2 separate regions of the Homo sapiens genome follow, and region 2 is linked to region 1. A link is a loop called in an ENCODE intact Hi-C map of the cell type or tissue named here. Cell type or tissue: GM12878. All regions are shown on one strand.

Region 1 (8,000 bases):
ATAGTGATTCTGGCCGGCATGAGATGGTATCTCAATGTGGTTTTGATTTGGATTTCCCTGATTATTAGTGATGTTGGGTACATCTTTTTTGGTCACTGGTACGTCTTCTTTTGAGAAGTGCCGGTTCATGTCTTCTGCCCACTTTTTAATGGGGTTATTTGTTGTTTTGCTTGTAGAATTGTGTAAGTTCCTTATAGATCCTAGATATTAGACCTTTGTTGGATGCATAGGTTTTGAATGTTTTCTCCCAACCCTATAGGTTGTCTGTTTACTCTGTTGATAGTTTCTTTTGCTGTGAAAAAGCTCTTTAGTTAGGTCTCACTTGTCAATCTTGTTTTTATTGCAATGCTCTTGAGGACTTAGTTATAATTTTTTTCCCCAAAACTGAGGTCCACAAAAACCTAGGTATTTCCTAGGTTTTCTTCTCGAATTCTTACAGTTTGAGGTCTTACATTTAAATCTTTAATCCATTTTGAGTTGATTTTTGTATATGGGAAATTGTAGGAGTCCAGTTTAATTCTGCTGCATATGGCTAGCCAGCTAGTCCAACAGCATTTATTGAATAGGGTATACTTTCCCCATTGTTTATTTGTGTTCACTTTGTCAAAGACCAGTTGGTTGTAGGTATGTGGGTTTATTTATGGGTCCTCTGTTCTGTTAATCTATATGTTTATTTTTGTACCAGTAGTGTGTTCTTTTAGTTACTATAGCCTTGTAGCATAATTTGAAGTCAGGTAATGTGATGCCTATGGCTTTGCTGTTTTTTTTTTTATTATTGCTTGGGCTATTTGGGCTGTTTTTTGTTTCATGTGAACTTTAAGATTGTTTTTTCTAGTTCTGTGAAGAATGGCATTTGTACTTTGATAAGAATTGCATCGAATCTGTAGATTGCTTTAGACAGTATAGTAATTTTAACTATATTGATTATTCCATCCCATAAGCATGGGATGTTTTTCATTTGTTTGTGTCATCTATAATATCTTTCATCAGTGCTTTATACTTCTTTTTGTAGAGATCTTTCACCTTGTTAGTTAAATGTATTCCTAGAATTTTTTTTTCAGTGTGGCTATTGTAAATGAGATTGAGTTATTGATTTGGTTTTCAGCTTGAACATCATTGGTGTACAGAAATGCTACTGATTTGTGTACATTTATTTTGTATCCTGAAAGTTTACTGAAGTTGTTCATTAAGTCTAAGAGTCTTTAGAGGAATCTTTAGGATTTTCCAGATATGTGATCATTTCATCAGTGAACAGAGATACGCTGACTTCCTATTTTCCAGTTTGAATGCCTATCATTTCTTTCTCTTGCCTGATGGCTCTGGCTAGGACTTCCAGTACTATGTTGAGTATGAGTGGTGAGAGTGGACATCCTTGTCTTGCTCCAGTGCTTAAGGAGAATGCTTTCAACTTTTCCTCATTTGGTATGGTGTTGGCTGTGGGTTTGTCACATATGGCTCTTATTATTCTGAAGTGTATTCCTTTGATGCATAGTTTGTTGAGGGTTTTTATCTTTAAGGGATGTGGGCTTTTACCCAATGCTTTTTCTGCAACTATTGAGATGATCATATGATTTTTGTTTTTGATTTTGTTTATGTGATGAATCACATTTATTGATTGGCAAATGTTGACCCATCCTTGCATCCCAAAAATAAAGCCCACTTGATAGTGATGAATTATCTTTTTAATATGCTGTTAGATTCAGTTTGCTAATTTTCTTTTTTTTTGAGGACTTTTGCTTCTATATTCATCAGAAATATTGGCCTATAGTTTTCTTTTTTGTTATGTCCTTTCTTGATTTTGGATCAGGGTGATACTCATTTCATAGAATTGAGGAGGAATTCCATGAATTGAGTATTCTATGATACTAAGTAACTAACTAACTAGCTATTCTTTGGAGTAGTTTCAGTAAGATTGGTACCAGCTCTTCTTTGCACATCTCATAACATTTGGCTGTGAATCCATCAGATACTGGGCTTTTATTTGTTGGAAAATTTTTTATGACTGATTAAATCTCATTACTTGTTACTCATCTGTTCAGCATTTCTATTTTTTCCTGGTTCAATTTTGGGAGGTTGCATGTTTTCAGGAATTTATCCATTTCCTCTAGTTTTCTAGTTTGTGTGCATAGAGATGTTTATAGTAATCTCTGATAGTATTTTGTTTTTCTGTGGTATTGGTTGTAATAACACTTATTTCTGATTGTCCTTATTTGAATCTTTTTTTCTTGGTTAAACTTGCTAGTGGTCTATTCATTTTGTTTATCCTTTCAAAGAACCAACTTTTCATTTCATTGATCCTTGGTATTGTTCATTTGGTCTCAATCTCATTTAGTTCTGCTCGGATTTTTATTATTTCTTTTCTTCTGCTGGCTTTTGGGTTTGATTTGTTCTTGCTTTTCTAGTTCCTTGAAATGTGACACTAGACTACTAATTTGATATATTTATATCTTTTTGATGTAGACATTTAATAGTATAAACTTTCCTCTTAGCACTACCTTTGCTGTATCCCAGAGGTTTGGATATGTTGTGTCTGTATTTTCATTAAAAATTGTTTGATTTCTATGTTACTTTCATTTTTTACTAAAAAGTCAGGAGCAAGTTGTTTAGTTTCATGTACTTGTGTATTTTTGAGAGTTTCTCATGGTATTGATTAATAATTTTATTCCACTGTGGTCCAAGAATATATTTAATATAATTTTGATTTTTAAAAATTTATTGAGACTTGCTTTGTGGCAAGGCATATAGTGAATCTTAGAGAGTGTTCTATGCACAGATGAGAAAAATGTATATTCTGTGGTTTTGGGCATAAAATGTTTGTTAAATATCTATGTTTCATTTGGTCTGGAGTCCAGTTTATGTCTAGTGCTTCTTTGTTGACTCTGCCTCAATGATCTATCTAGTGTGGTCAGTGGGATTTTGAAGTCCCCCACTAGTGCTGAATTGCTGTCAATCTCTTTTCTTAGGTGTAGTAGTATTTGTTTTATCAATCTGGGTGCTCCCGTGTTGGGTGCATATTTATTTTATTTAGAATAGTTAAAACTTCTTGTAGTATTGACCTCATCATCATTATATAATGCCCCTCTTTGTCTTTTTTTTTTTTTTAACTGTTGTTGGTTTAAAGTCTGTTTTATCTGATGTAAAAATGGCTACTTCTGCTAACTTTTGTTTTCTATTTGTGTGGTATATCTTTTTCTACCCCTTTACTTTGAGTCTGCAGGTGTCTTTAGCTATTTAATTGGTCTCTTGTAGGCAGCAGGTGGTTGTGTCTTGTTTTGTAATCCAATTTGCCAGTCTATATCTTTTAAATGGAGGATTTAGGCCATTACATTCAAGGTTAATATTGATATGTGAAGTTTTGTCCTGCCAGAGATTTGTCAGCTAGTTGCCTTTGAGTCTCAATTATGTATGTAATTGTTTTATAAGATCCATGAGATTTCTAGCAAGTGTTTGGAAAACACTTACTAGAAATAACCAGTGTGTTATATGATGATGAGTATCCTTTTATTATCATGTTTAGAGTGCTTTTGAGCATTTCTTGTAGGACTGGTCTAGTGGTGCCAAATTCCCTTAGCATTTGTTTGTCTGGGAAAGGCTTTATTTCTCCTTCATTTATTAAGCTTAGTTTGGCAGTATATAAAATTCTTGGCTGGCATTTTTATTTCTGTAAGAAGGCAGAAAATAGGCTTCTAATGTCTTCTGGCTTGTAGGGTTTCTGCTGAGAAGTCCACTGTTAGTCTGATAGGATTGCCTTTATAGGTGATTTGATAGTTCTCTCTAGCTGCCTTTAAGACTTTTTCTTTCACACTGGCCTTTGATTGTCTGATGACTATATGCCTTGGTTATAATTGTTTTATATAACATCTTCAAGGTCTTCCCTAAATTTCTTGTATCTGCATGTATACATCTGTAGCAAGATTGGAGAAAATTTCCTCAATTATTCCCTCAAATATGTTTTTCAAACTTCTTACTTTTTCTTCTCCCTTGCTTCACATAATCCATATATCTCAAACAATTTGTTCAGTATTTTAAATTCTTTTTTTGTCTAAGTGGGTTAATTTGAAAATTTCCAGGTTTTCTGGTTAGTTTTTTAAAAATACATCTATCTCATCTGTCATCTCTTGAATTGTTTTTCTGTGTGTGTGTGTGTGTGTGTGTGTGTCGATTTCCAACTTTCTCTGTGTTCTCATTGAGCTTCCTTATAACACACATCTTGAATTCTCTATCTGTCATTTCAAAGTTTTTATTTTGGTTAGAATCTATGCTAGAGAGCTATTGTGGTCTTTGGAGAATGTCACAACATTCTGTTTCTTCATGGTGCTGGAATTCTTGTGGTGGTTCCTTCTCATTTGTAGAAGCTGTCACTTCTTACCTGGGAATTTACTTTTATTTGCGTGGGATTTTTTTTCTTCCACTAGAGTGTGATTTTTGCATATATTGGTGGGGTCCTTTGGTTTCACTTCTATATGCTTTTAGAGGACCAAAGCACTGTATGAATTCTTTGCTTATATATCACATTAGTGTAGTGGTTTTCTAAAATGCTAGATTGTAGTAGTGGCGTGCTGTACATATGGTCAGGCTTACTGTCTCCTACAGAGATGAGGAGATGGAGATCTCAGAAGTTACCTCATTCCCCCGTGCTGTGCACTTCTACCAGCAGTAATTATATTGGGTTGTGCAGTTCACCATACAGGCCAGCAGGTGGTGCTTACAGGTAAGAGTTGGCTGAGCACTGTACAATGATGTCAGCAGAAGTTGTGATTGGACATGCAGTTTGACCTCCCATCCATATGTGGTGCTTGCAGGTGAGAGGCGGCTGTGGTGATGGCAGTGGAAATTTTACTTGGCCTTTGTTGATCAGGGGAACTACCAGGGTGTGCCTGGTGATGGGGAGCATGGAGCTCTCAAGTGTCCCATTCCACACTCTGACCAACGGGGGTGCAGGGGGGAAAGCTGGGTGGGGCTGGGTTGGGCGAACCTACCTCCAGGCTCTCCAGGCTAACTAGGGTGGGACCAAGCACAACCTTGGTGGGAGCTGAGGGGCAGCTCTCAGGCCACTGGAACAACCCAGGGAGGGGCAGAGGTGTTTCTCCTGTGCCAAAGAACCCACCAAGAGAAAAAGCGGCAGCCAGGGTTTTTTTCCTGGCTGTTCAAAGTATGAAGGTTTACTTGATATTTTGGTTCCTCTCAGTGAAGAGGCACATGTCAGCTGCATCTGATCAATCATCTTCATTTCTCGTGAGTTTGTGAATCCTATGCAGAGCAACAGCAGCAGAAGTTTGGCACCGTTGTGCTCATATCTCCATAAACAGCCTCATTTCCACTTTTTGGCTGTTATTATTAATACACCTATAAACTTTTATGTGGACATAGTTTGCATTTCTCTTGAGTGTATATCCAGAAGTGAAATTGCTAGGTGCATATGGTAACTCTACATTTAACTTTTCAAAAAACTGCAAATTGATTTCCAAAGAGGTTGCAAGATTTTACATTCTCACTTGCAGTGCGTAAGGGTTCCAATGTCTTCAATGCTTGTTATTACATCCTTTTGATTATGACCATCCTCGTGTATATGAAATGATATGTTTGTCATTTTCATTTGTATTTTCATGATGGCTAATGATGTCGAACATTTTTTTCATATGCTTATTGGCCATTTGTATTTCACCTTTAGAGAAATGTCTATATCTTTGTACATTTCCTGATTGGATACTTTTCTTTTTTATTGAGTTGCAATTTCATTCACTTTTTATGACTCCAATTATATTTTTATTCTTATGACTCTGAAAAAATACCTTAAGTCTAGATTTCTAGTCTGAACTTCATAGATGCTCCGTAGCCACCACAAGTTCAATATGATCCTCCAAACCTGCTTGTCTTTCTTAGTTATTATCTCATCGAAATGCCCCACCATTCACTCTGAGACCTGAGTGTCATCTGTTTCACCTCTTTTCCCCTCTAAATCCAGCCAGCTACAACAACATTGTTTCTACCTCTTACAAAACTTCTAAAATTTCTATCTCTATGGTCAAGTTTGTTCAGACCACAATAAAATTTTTTTTCTGTTTATCTGTCTTTTGTTTTATAAGCTAATTACTTGCACTTCAGAGTGCATATTTTAAAATATAAATCTAATCATGTTATTTTCATGATTAAAACCTTTTAATGGTTTCCTCTTGCTTTTAGGATAATATTCAAATTACTTAACATAAATACTATATAGGAGATAACTTCCTTATAATTATAGTTATTAAAAATGTACTTGACCAGCTTAAACTGTAGAGTTCCTTGTCACAAGAAACAGTCATACAAAGGTTGAAAATTGATCATCTCTCAAGGGTAATGTGAACAGGATTTATGCTTTGGATGGACAGTAGAAACTGATCTCTACTAAGGCTTCTTACCATTATAAACTGCTATGATTCTAATACATGTATATTGTACATGCTAATAACCAAAAGGTTTGATTTATTGGGAAGCCTCATATCAATATGAATAAATATAAAGATACAGTTTTGCAGTTGTAAAGAAAAAGTTGTAAATACACTGTTGTATCCAAAACACTATTAGTCTTATAGGAAACTACTGAGTACACTATGAATTTGTCTTTGAATTTAAAATAAAAGCGTATAGTAAATTATAGAAATGGTCAAAATTATAATTCTGGGGAGTCAGAAAAAATGTCAGCCTAGAATAAGTAAAAATAAAGCCTAGTTTTTTGACCAAAATATTCTTATCTTCACATTTTTGAGTCACTGATGTTTTTAGAATTTGATGAAAATTATGGAATCTTTGTGTTGAAAAATATGCTTAGTGCTCCAAATTTTCACAGTGTTCATAACCCCACTTAGGTCCATCCATGAACCCACAATAAAGGATCCTAGATCTCCAGAGTGCTGAGATGGGGTTTGATTCAAAATGCTGTAAATAGGTGACAGTGAGGTTTTTGGTGGTTAGCTTCACCATTATCAAGAGGATTTTTAAAAATTAAAATATAGATAATATATAGAGAAAAGAACTTCAATAAAAATATAATCAATGCTCTTGTAAATCTGTACTTATTTCAGAAAGATGCATGACAAAGAATAAGAAGGTAGTCCAGAATTAGGAGTTCCTATATAGCTCAATATCTAAATGATAATCATTTGTGTTACGGGGAGGATTTAAAATGAGTTAATAGATGTACAAAATTCTATTTACGTTTTTCTCAGGAAATATATGAACAAAAATTGATCTGGAGAATTTCCTTTCATGCCTTGAAGATTGATCTCGAATTTTTAGAGAAATATAACATAGTTTATTTAATTTGTTTCTTGAATATTGTTTTAAAATACAATTGATCACTATTACAATGTGAAGATACACTATTATGGAACTTTTCATATATTTTCAAAATTGAACAACAGGCTGATTTGCTTTCAAAGGGCTGAAATATATAGGTCATGATATGCTCTGGCAGACTTAGCTTCATGGATAAAAGATGTTATTGCGCACCAGCAAAGCATCATTTATTAGCCTTGCTCCAATCAGTCTAAATTATATTCTCAAGTACTGCCAACTGCTTTGAATTTGATGTCACCAGAGCACATCATTAATTTATCAAACTGTTTTGTCTGAAGGCAATGAAAGACTGCCATGTTATTCTCCTGGGCTGAAAGAAAAATAGGAGGAGTCAGAAATAAACAAATGTCTTTTTTGCTCACATTAATTCGGATATTTAAATGAGAATGAATACTAAAGGAATGTCGAAAAGATACATTAAATTGCAGAGACAAACTCTATTGAACTTAGGATATATTTGGTGCATTTTGCCGCATAATCCTTAAAGACCAATTGCCAACTTAAAGATTGTTAACCTCATTGCTACGTTCTAAATATTTAAGGGTCCCCAAATTTTTATCAATGCTAATTGCCAATGTGATGTCATTAAAAACTGGGGCTGTTGGGAGGTGATTAGGTCATGAGGGGGAAGCCTTCAATGGTGGGATGAGTGCCTTTATAAA
Region 2 (8,000 bases), 140 kb after region 1:
TATGATATTTATTTTAATGGATTTAAATTTCTCCTAAAATTCACATGACATCTAAGCCAGTAAGAGTTGTTTTTGTTTTTGTTTCTTCCTATGTGACACTTTAGTAATGGACCCACAGAGAAGCGAACAACTCCCCACGGTTTCAGTGTTCATGCTTTTGGCTTCTCACCATTTGGCAGAAATAGGAAATTATACCTTTTTAAAACTAAAAGCCATATAACACCTTTGTTAATAACTCTTTAGTTTGGAAATGAATCTCCTTATAACTCAAACAAAGCAATACATTTATTCACAGAGAGCTATTTCTCATAGCATTTGATAAAATTAGTTTAATTCTAGCTAGACTTAGAATTGAAGTAAGCTTCTCATACTAGAAAACTGGATTCGGCCATAAATACTGGGCTCCCTTGTGCCATTTCCCCCACATTGGTAGCTGAGTTCCAGTAAAATCCATCCACCAGACTGGAAGAGGAAATACTACTCATTTATGCATTTAAATAAGATAGAACTAAAATAGGGTAGTTTACATTTTATTCTATGATCTCATACCCAATATAACAGAACCAAGATGAAATAAAATCACTTACCTGACAATAGTAATACAAAGATTATTTTTCCATACATCCTGAGATCACGAGCTGGCTCCTGAAGTTAGTGCAAAAAAACTACCAAAGACAACTGCAAGTGTCAGTGTCTGGCCTTAGCCTGCTAGCTGTTATCTTCCAGGCCCACCTTCCTGTGGCCATCATCAGCTGATAGGCAGGGGAGGCATTTTAAATGATGCAAGTTGTTAAGCGCCTGTTAATAAAGATACATGGATATCTTGGGGCTATGAAAGTGGTAAGTACAATTTTCACTGCAAGGAACAGGTGGCTACTTGTGATATTAACTTTGCATCAGTTAAGTGGGCATGGTAAGGTGGTAGACAGGAGCCACCCAACTGGACAAAGAACTGGACTGTGAATCTCTGAGGCCAGGGCACGTGCCAGGCTGAGGTAGCTGTTGTGGAGCCATAGACCTTCTCATTTCTAATGTCAAGACCCGGTGGTCCAGATGAAAGTGACTTCCTATATGTGAAATGAACATATTTGAGAAATTTAAATCATTTGAGTGTTCTGAGGTTCTGAAAGACTCCCAAACTCATGGTGAGTCACACAGCAATGTAAGAGACATGAGATGCAACAAATCTTTCAGTGAAAATAGAGTTTGAACTGAAGAGCTAGTGCTGTGCAGCTATGAAACCAGTGAGCTGTTTCTGTCTGAAATATACCTTGCTAAGTAAGCATAAATGAATACCAAGACAATAAATGAAAACAGTCAGAAACAAAACCCAACAAACCAAAAACCTTATCATTAAAGTAGGTTAAAATGAAAGGTATGGAAATGTGAGGAAGCTCAATTTTAAAGGGAGACAGAACAAAAAATATAAATTAGGTCTGAAATGGTTCAACAGAAGGTGACTGGATACTCCATCTAAATCATCTTACTTCCTGTAAGATTTTTGTGAAAGTCTTTCCTGCCTGACCCAGAAAATCAATTTGCTATGTAAGCAATTTGCCACATATATCATACTTACATATTTACCCAAAGTGTGGTTTAAAAAAATCATTTATGAAGCTAATGTTTGCAGATTCAGGAAACTGGACCACAGAGAAAAAAAAGTATTTACTGGATAAAAGATGGAGATAAGTATCAGCAGAGCATCCCAGAGAGGGAGGAGCCTGAGATTGAGGGACTAATGGATGGAGGGAGTGGAGATGCAGACTTGGGAGAGACGGAAGAATGAATGACACAGACGGGGTAATCTGAGCAGCAGGAAAAGAATCCAGAGTGCCTCTTAAGGCCCTGCCAATTCATGTAAAACAACTGCAGCAAATTTTATTAAAAACTTAAAATTAAACAATACATAATAATTTAATACCTTCCATAAATTCAGTGTTTGTTATGGCTGGATATCAGTTTGGGTTGCAGGAATTGTGCTCAAGAGTCAACCAAGTAAAGGAAATGTTGTTGATATTCATATAAGCAGTAAGAATTAATTCACATGATTTTATATTGACAAAGGGAGAGCGATTAGCATGAGTCTTAAAAATGCTATTTCTGAAAATGGGTAAATAAATGTCACTATTCTTACGATGGACTATTAGAGCAACTATTAAAATCATGTTTTCAAAAATAAAGATATGGAGACTCAGGATAAAATGGATAAGTGGAAAACAGCAAGATCTGAAAATTGTATATACACAAATAAAATCCTATTGGATTCTTTTTTTCCTGGGTTGTGCTATCTTCACCTGGAATACACCTACTCCTTTTTAGGTGGCCTCCAATTCTGCTTAGGGTCTTCATTGAATAGTACTTCCTCCACGAAGCCTTCCCTGACTTCCTGTCTTTGTCAGGTGCCCCTGCTCTATACTTGTGTGGTTCCATCTTCTTCCCTTATCACAGGACTTATTACACTACGTTGCAATCATTGTGTCTCCACTGGACTACAGTTTTTAAGTGGACACACCCTGACTATGGCTATCTTATTTACCAATGAGTGCTTGGGGCACACTTGACAATAAATATTTCTCAAATCAATAAATGACAAATGAATATTGCAGTGCAGAGGAAAGCAACTTCTCACGGGCAGTCCTGGGTGTATAGGCTGATCATTTTTTATATATCCTGCGGGTAACCTATGTCATATCCTAGCTTCAGGTTCCCTCCAGTATGGAGGTCCATTGCTAAGGCAGGAAGGGGAAAATGAAAAGGAAACTCAGCCTAAAATTCAGCTTTCATACCTTCTTCAGCCTGGACTGGTCAGAGTCTGAGAGTGCTTTCTTTTCCATGACCTCCCACTTTCCTTTCCTGCAGAATCACATCGTTAGCAATTCTCTAAACTCCTGTAGTGCTGACACAGGCCTGTTTATTAACACCTGTCTCAGGTTGTTGTGAACAATCTGTTCCTTTGTATTTGTGGGTCCTGTCTCTGTTGTTCTGTTTCCAGCATCTGGCACAATGCCCTATAGAGTACCTGGCCCTATTAAAGTAAGTCAAAACCTGGAGGGTTCTCAATGAGGAAATCAGAGGTCAGATTCAGCACCTCACACAGGGTGTGAGGAAGCAGTGCCGTACAGTGCTCTCTAGTGGCGTATCTGCACAATGGAAGGAAAAAATGTGAGCCCCGTAAATGCAACAACAAAAAAAATACATCAGATTACATTTTTCTCTTTCAGGCATTCCTTAATCTTCTTTAAATTTTTCAGAAATATTTTTACTGAAGTACACATTCATAATTATCATAAAATTCTACCTATGAGCTATATCATGCAAATTATTAGACAAATCCACATCTTTTAAGAATTTTGAATCTTTGCATAAAATAAAACAAGTACTTTTGAGGCATTTAATCAAACATAAAAAACTTATCCAATTTTCTTGATACTACATGTCTTTAAGCTATTTTTTGAATTGCCCGAGTCATTTCTATGACGTAGTTAAGAAGGATGAAGTTCAATGTTATAATCTAGGAAAGGCAACTTGGATCGATCAACACAAACTTATACCTTGCTTGTTTCATGACAGAGAACCATTCATTTTTGTCAATTACTTACCTCTCAACTATTTCAGGCTTAGATTATTCCTGAAGATGGTTGCATGCTAGTCTGATCTGCCAGTGGAGAAGTGTGCTTTTCATGTTTTGCATGGAGGAGTGGAGAACAGGGGAGGGGCAGGAAAGTTGAGGCACTGTGGTTTATACTACTAGCCTCCTTGGTACCTCATCGCCTTAGAATTGTCCAGCCTGCCTTGCCAGAGTAGTCTAAGAACTTTCCCTGACCTTTGTTAGTTTATCATTTCAAAATTTTTTTAAAATAAAAAAACAACTACAAGTAAGATAAATCTAACACTCAAAATAACCCTGTTAGAGAGGCAGAACAGATATTAGCATTCTTATTTTATTTTATTTTATTTTTATTTATTTATTTTTTTGCAATTAACTTGTACTTTATTTTGAAGTTGTGACCGGAAAGTTGTTTTAAAGTCTGTCTTTAAACTTACAAATATTATGTCAAATTGCTCCTAAGAGAGGATCAGTAGAGATTTAGTTCTTATAGTATTTCCTCAATTATATTTGGCAAATTAGATTTTCAAAACAAGAGTTTAACTTGTTATTAATTCTTCATGTTTACATACTTAAACCTCAGGTAGAAAAGTATTACAAGCTATCAGTGGCGTCTGCAATATAGGTGGGAAAGGTGAGTGCAAAGAATAACACATATTCTATATTAACAGTAAACATAGCTATTTCTGTTCTCCCTCAGCTACCAAAAACTGTCTTAAGCCTCCAGATTTAAAACCGCTGGGTTCATTCACTCATTCAGCCATTTATTTTTGTGAGCATCTCTTAGGCAGTCATGTGCTATGCTAATCCTATCTGACTCTTCCCTCTCCTTTGTCCTTCAAACCCCGTTAGTGGCCAAGTCCCATTAATTTGGGCATGTCCCACTTCTCCTCTTTCCAAATTTCTGAAGTATAGGTCAAGTCCTCATTAACCACTGAATATGCACCAAATGGAAGATTATGCAGTCATTAAAACCACTCATAAAAAGTATACAACATGAAGAAAATCATTCAAGTAAAAAGAACAGAAAACTGTACAAAATATTATATAATCACATCCATGTAAAAAAAGAATTTGGCATGGAAAAAGATGAAGAAAATAACATACTAAGAGGATCTCTGGTGGACAGGTACTTTGCCTTTACGTTACTGCATTTTGCAAATTTCCCGTAATAAGCAGTTATTATTCTAGAAGAAAATATAAATGAGCTTTATTTTTAAAACTTACTATTTTAGTTAGATAACAAATTACTCCTGAGGTTCAGAACTGTATATCAGAAATAACCAAAATAAACACAAGCATGCAGCTAATTCTTTAACCTAATTCCTTAAAAACTAAAAGGTGCTTTTACCCATGCCTCTTACTGCATTTCCACATGCCTAGAAAACCTCTCCTCTACAATGTTCCAGTGAGACTCCGATGTCAGCTTTCATAAAATAAGTTGTTCTTACCAACTATTCCACATTATTTTTAAAACTTCAGTGATCTGCTTTCTCCTAAACTCTAATTCTCATTTTTCCTTCCAAAGCATCCTAGATTTGCCTTTTCCTATTACCACTGGTACCCACTGGTACCTGCAATCCTCTTTTCTCTAGGAATCTACCCTTAATTCTAGTACAAAACTAATCTTTAAACACTGCTTTCATAAAATCACTTGTCTTTCTGAAATGTGCAAGAGCTTCCACTTGACTCAAATCTAAGCCTATTGTTGAACCACAAATCTCCACTCGACCTTACATCTTATTTCTTCAAACCAGGCAGAACTACACTGTTCCTTATATTTAAACCATGCCTACTCTGTTTTCATTGTGCTATTCCCAATTTTCCATGTAAAATGTCCTTCTTCTGGCCCCTGTTAATCTAAAGGCCAAGCTCAAGGCCCACTCCAAGTCCTCCAATCATCTCTTTAAGTATTCCAGCCTATACTCATCTCTCTTCTGATTCCCTGTTGCACTTACAGTTAGTATCACAAAGTGTAACAATTGTTCTGTGACTATTGTGTATAGATTGGTTTTGTTTCCACAAATAAGATACTAGACAAATAAGGTACCAGAAAGCAGAGACCAACAGACCCAAGGAAAACGCTAGACACATAAACAGTTAATACTAAATGAATAATTTTTTTCTACAGTCAAAATACTAATGCTCCAAACCATTTTTAAGTCGTCTTATTTGAAGTTATGTGAGCCAAAAAGTAAATCTGTCTCACATTTTATTTTTATCCTGCCAAAATTTAAAGTCTATAACTTGGTAGAAAAAAACAATCGGACAAGAAAGTTTAATTTTCCTCTCACTTAATTTTATCTGGTAAAACCAGGACTTCAGGAATAAAGTAGAACTGTACATTTCTCCCATCTCTTCTGCTCCTTTCAGAAGTATCTCCAACTCAGGAGATATGGAAAGTACCTTCTTTTCTTAAATTATATGGTAATATTTTTTGTCTGTTACAAAAATAATAAAAAGACATGCTCAACACATAATTAACCATATGACTATAAGTCTTTTTGATCAACTCAGGAAATAATTCTTGAACTACTTTTTGTTCAGAGAAAAAGTGCAGGATCTAGCGAAGTAATGTGATTGCTCAGGGTATCACTGACCATGCCCAGTTGTTCCTATTCTTCTTTCCTTTCCCAAGTTCGTCAAGTGTCTCTGAGGACTCAGTCAAGTGTCTCTGAAGATTTACCCTTCCCATTATTCTACCAAACCTAAACCTAAATTCAGCCCAACTGGAGACATTAAATTCTCTAGGTTTTCAAGGGTCACAGCATTAAGAGACTAGACAGCCTTGAGATAAGTACCAAGTTTATATAACATGAGTTAATAAAATAAATGGTCACAAGGACTCTTCCATTCAGTGTAGATTAACAACTATTTGCACACAGGCTTAAGCAGGACGAGCAAAGTGGAAAAATATTTCGCTAGTAGTATTTGTCCGTGTCCCAAGAAAATCTAGAAAAGAACATCTTTTTAATTGACATGTCAATAAATATAAACTACTATATTATTTATAATGTTAAGCTACCTGAAGCATGCCTCCCCTGATTCTGTGGCATTCTTTGGAAGAGATCATGGTTGTATTCATAATATCTGTAGTCTTCATGTGCACGATCTCCAAGTGGCCGCTTTCTCTGACCATCAACAAAATTGTCTGAATAATAATATCGGGAACCAGAGTCTCCATTTTCAACAGCAAAACTAACTTCCGTTACAAATGACTGAGAAGAACCATACTCTCTAGGGACATCTGCTAGACTTCTGGCAAGATAAGAAGGTGCAGATAATCTGTTGCTTTCTCTTCTCATTATTTTATGAGGTGTTCTTTGAATTGGAGTTCTAAGGAAACTCTGGTTTCTTGAAACTACTCCATCTCCAGAAGTTGAAAAGGCATTAGGGCTTGAATCTGGAAGACAGATATCAGTTCGTCCTGGAATTTTTGGACCATGCTGGATGAATGAAGGCATAAGATTCCGAAGCAGAGGCGACGTCTCCTTCTTCACGTACTTCCCCTGCACCTCGGCCGGCTTGGACACTTCGTTTTTGGTTTTCTGTCGGGACAGCATCCTTCTCGACCAGGCCCGAGGCCGCGCTGAACTGCCTCGCTAGGGCTCCGCGCCGGGCGCCGGCCGTCTCCGCCGCCACCTCCGCCGCCACCTCCGCCGGCGCCGCCGCCTCCTTCCCTCCGGAGCCGCCGCCTCCGCCGCTGCCTGTCCGGAGCCTGGGGTCGCCCGCAGGGACTGCCGCATGTTCAGGGCGCTAAACGCGCCGGCCGCCGCTCAGTCGCTGGTCACTTCCTTCCCGGAAGTCGGCCCGCTCTGCGACGCTGCTCGGGGACCCCTTGAGGAAAGCCCAGCGACGCCGGGCCAGCGCATTCTTATTTTATGTATGAGCAAACTATGGAATGGAAAAGAGATTATGAGTTATTACTTGATTTGATTTGCCCTAAGTGTTTTTTAAACGTATGGATTTAGCGCCAACATTTAAAAAGAAGGTATATTTTAATTAAAAATCAGGAATTGATTTAATTTAAAATTTGGCTCCTCTTACAGGAAGATCTGGCAAGAGTTAGCGTGCAGTTCTACATTGTGACAATTCATGAGAGCTAAGGACTGGCTGTCTCTTGGGACAAATAGGCTTTCTTGAGTCTGGTAAGTGCTCCACTTGATGCTTGCTTCCATTTCTTAGATTAGGTTCTACTGTGGTAAGGCCTCAAAATCTCAGTGTCTTGCAGCAACACTGGTTCATTTCCTGCTCACATTACATTTGGTCTATGACGGTGACAAGTTCCAGGATCCAGACTGAAGGAGCCACCCCCATTTGGAATATGCTGTTCTTGTTGCAAACTGGGGGAAAAAGGCCAGATAAGGAATGGCTTTTAATGCTTCCTCTCAGA

The links. Peaks named below come from ENCODE experiments on the same cell type or tissue, not always from the same donor. Only the 100,000 strongest peaks of a DNase experiment are listed, where the experiment ranks them.
Region 2: a loop joins it to region 1, with 8 times the contacts of the local background. A loop is called at or near these places in 18 of 110 quality-filtered maps.

The regions. Positions count from the first base shown.
Region 1 is chr4:143,769,466-143,777,465 of GRCh38, forward strand. No RefSeq gene overlaps it. Among named protein-coding and RNA genes, the nearest start is that of FREM3, 73 kb to the left of the region's middle. In GM12878, a CTCF peak has its summit at 4,700 (motif pointing right); a DNase peak (open chromatin) is centred at 4,716.
Region 2 is chr4:143,904,884-143,912,883 of GRCh38, forward strand. It overlaps GYPE (glycophorin E (MNS blood group)), which reads right to left and starts at 676. Exons shown (of 4, transcript NM_198682.3): 1 at 588-676. The coding sequence starts at 624. The region is part of intron 9 of LOC105377459 (a long non-coding RNA gene); the gene reads left to right. It overlaps LOC101927636 (a long non-coding RNA gene), which reads left to right and starts at 7,448. Exons shown (of 7, transcript NR_125886.1): 1 at 7,448-7,566; 2 at 7,657-7,755. It also overlaps the pseudogene LOC100420464. In GM12878, a CTCF peak has its summit at 3,122 (motif pointing left); no DNase peak of the experiment used is centred here; H3K4me3 peaks cover 2,879 bases; H3K27ac peaks cover 480 bases.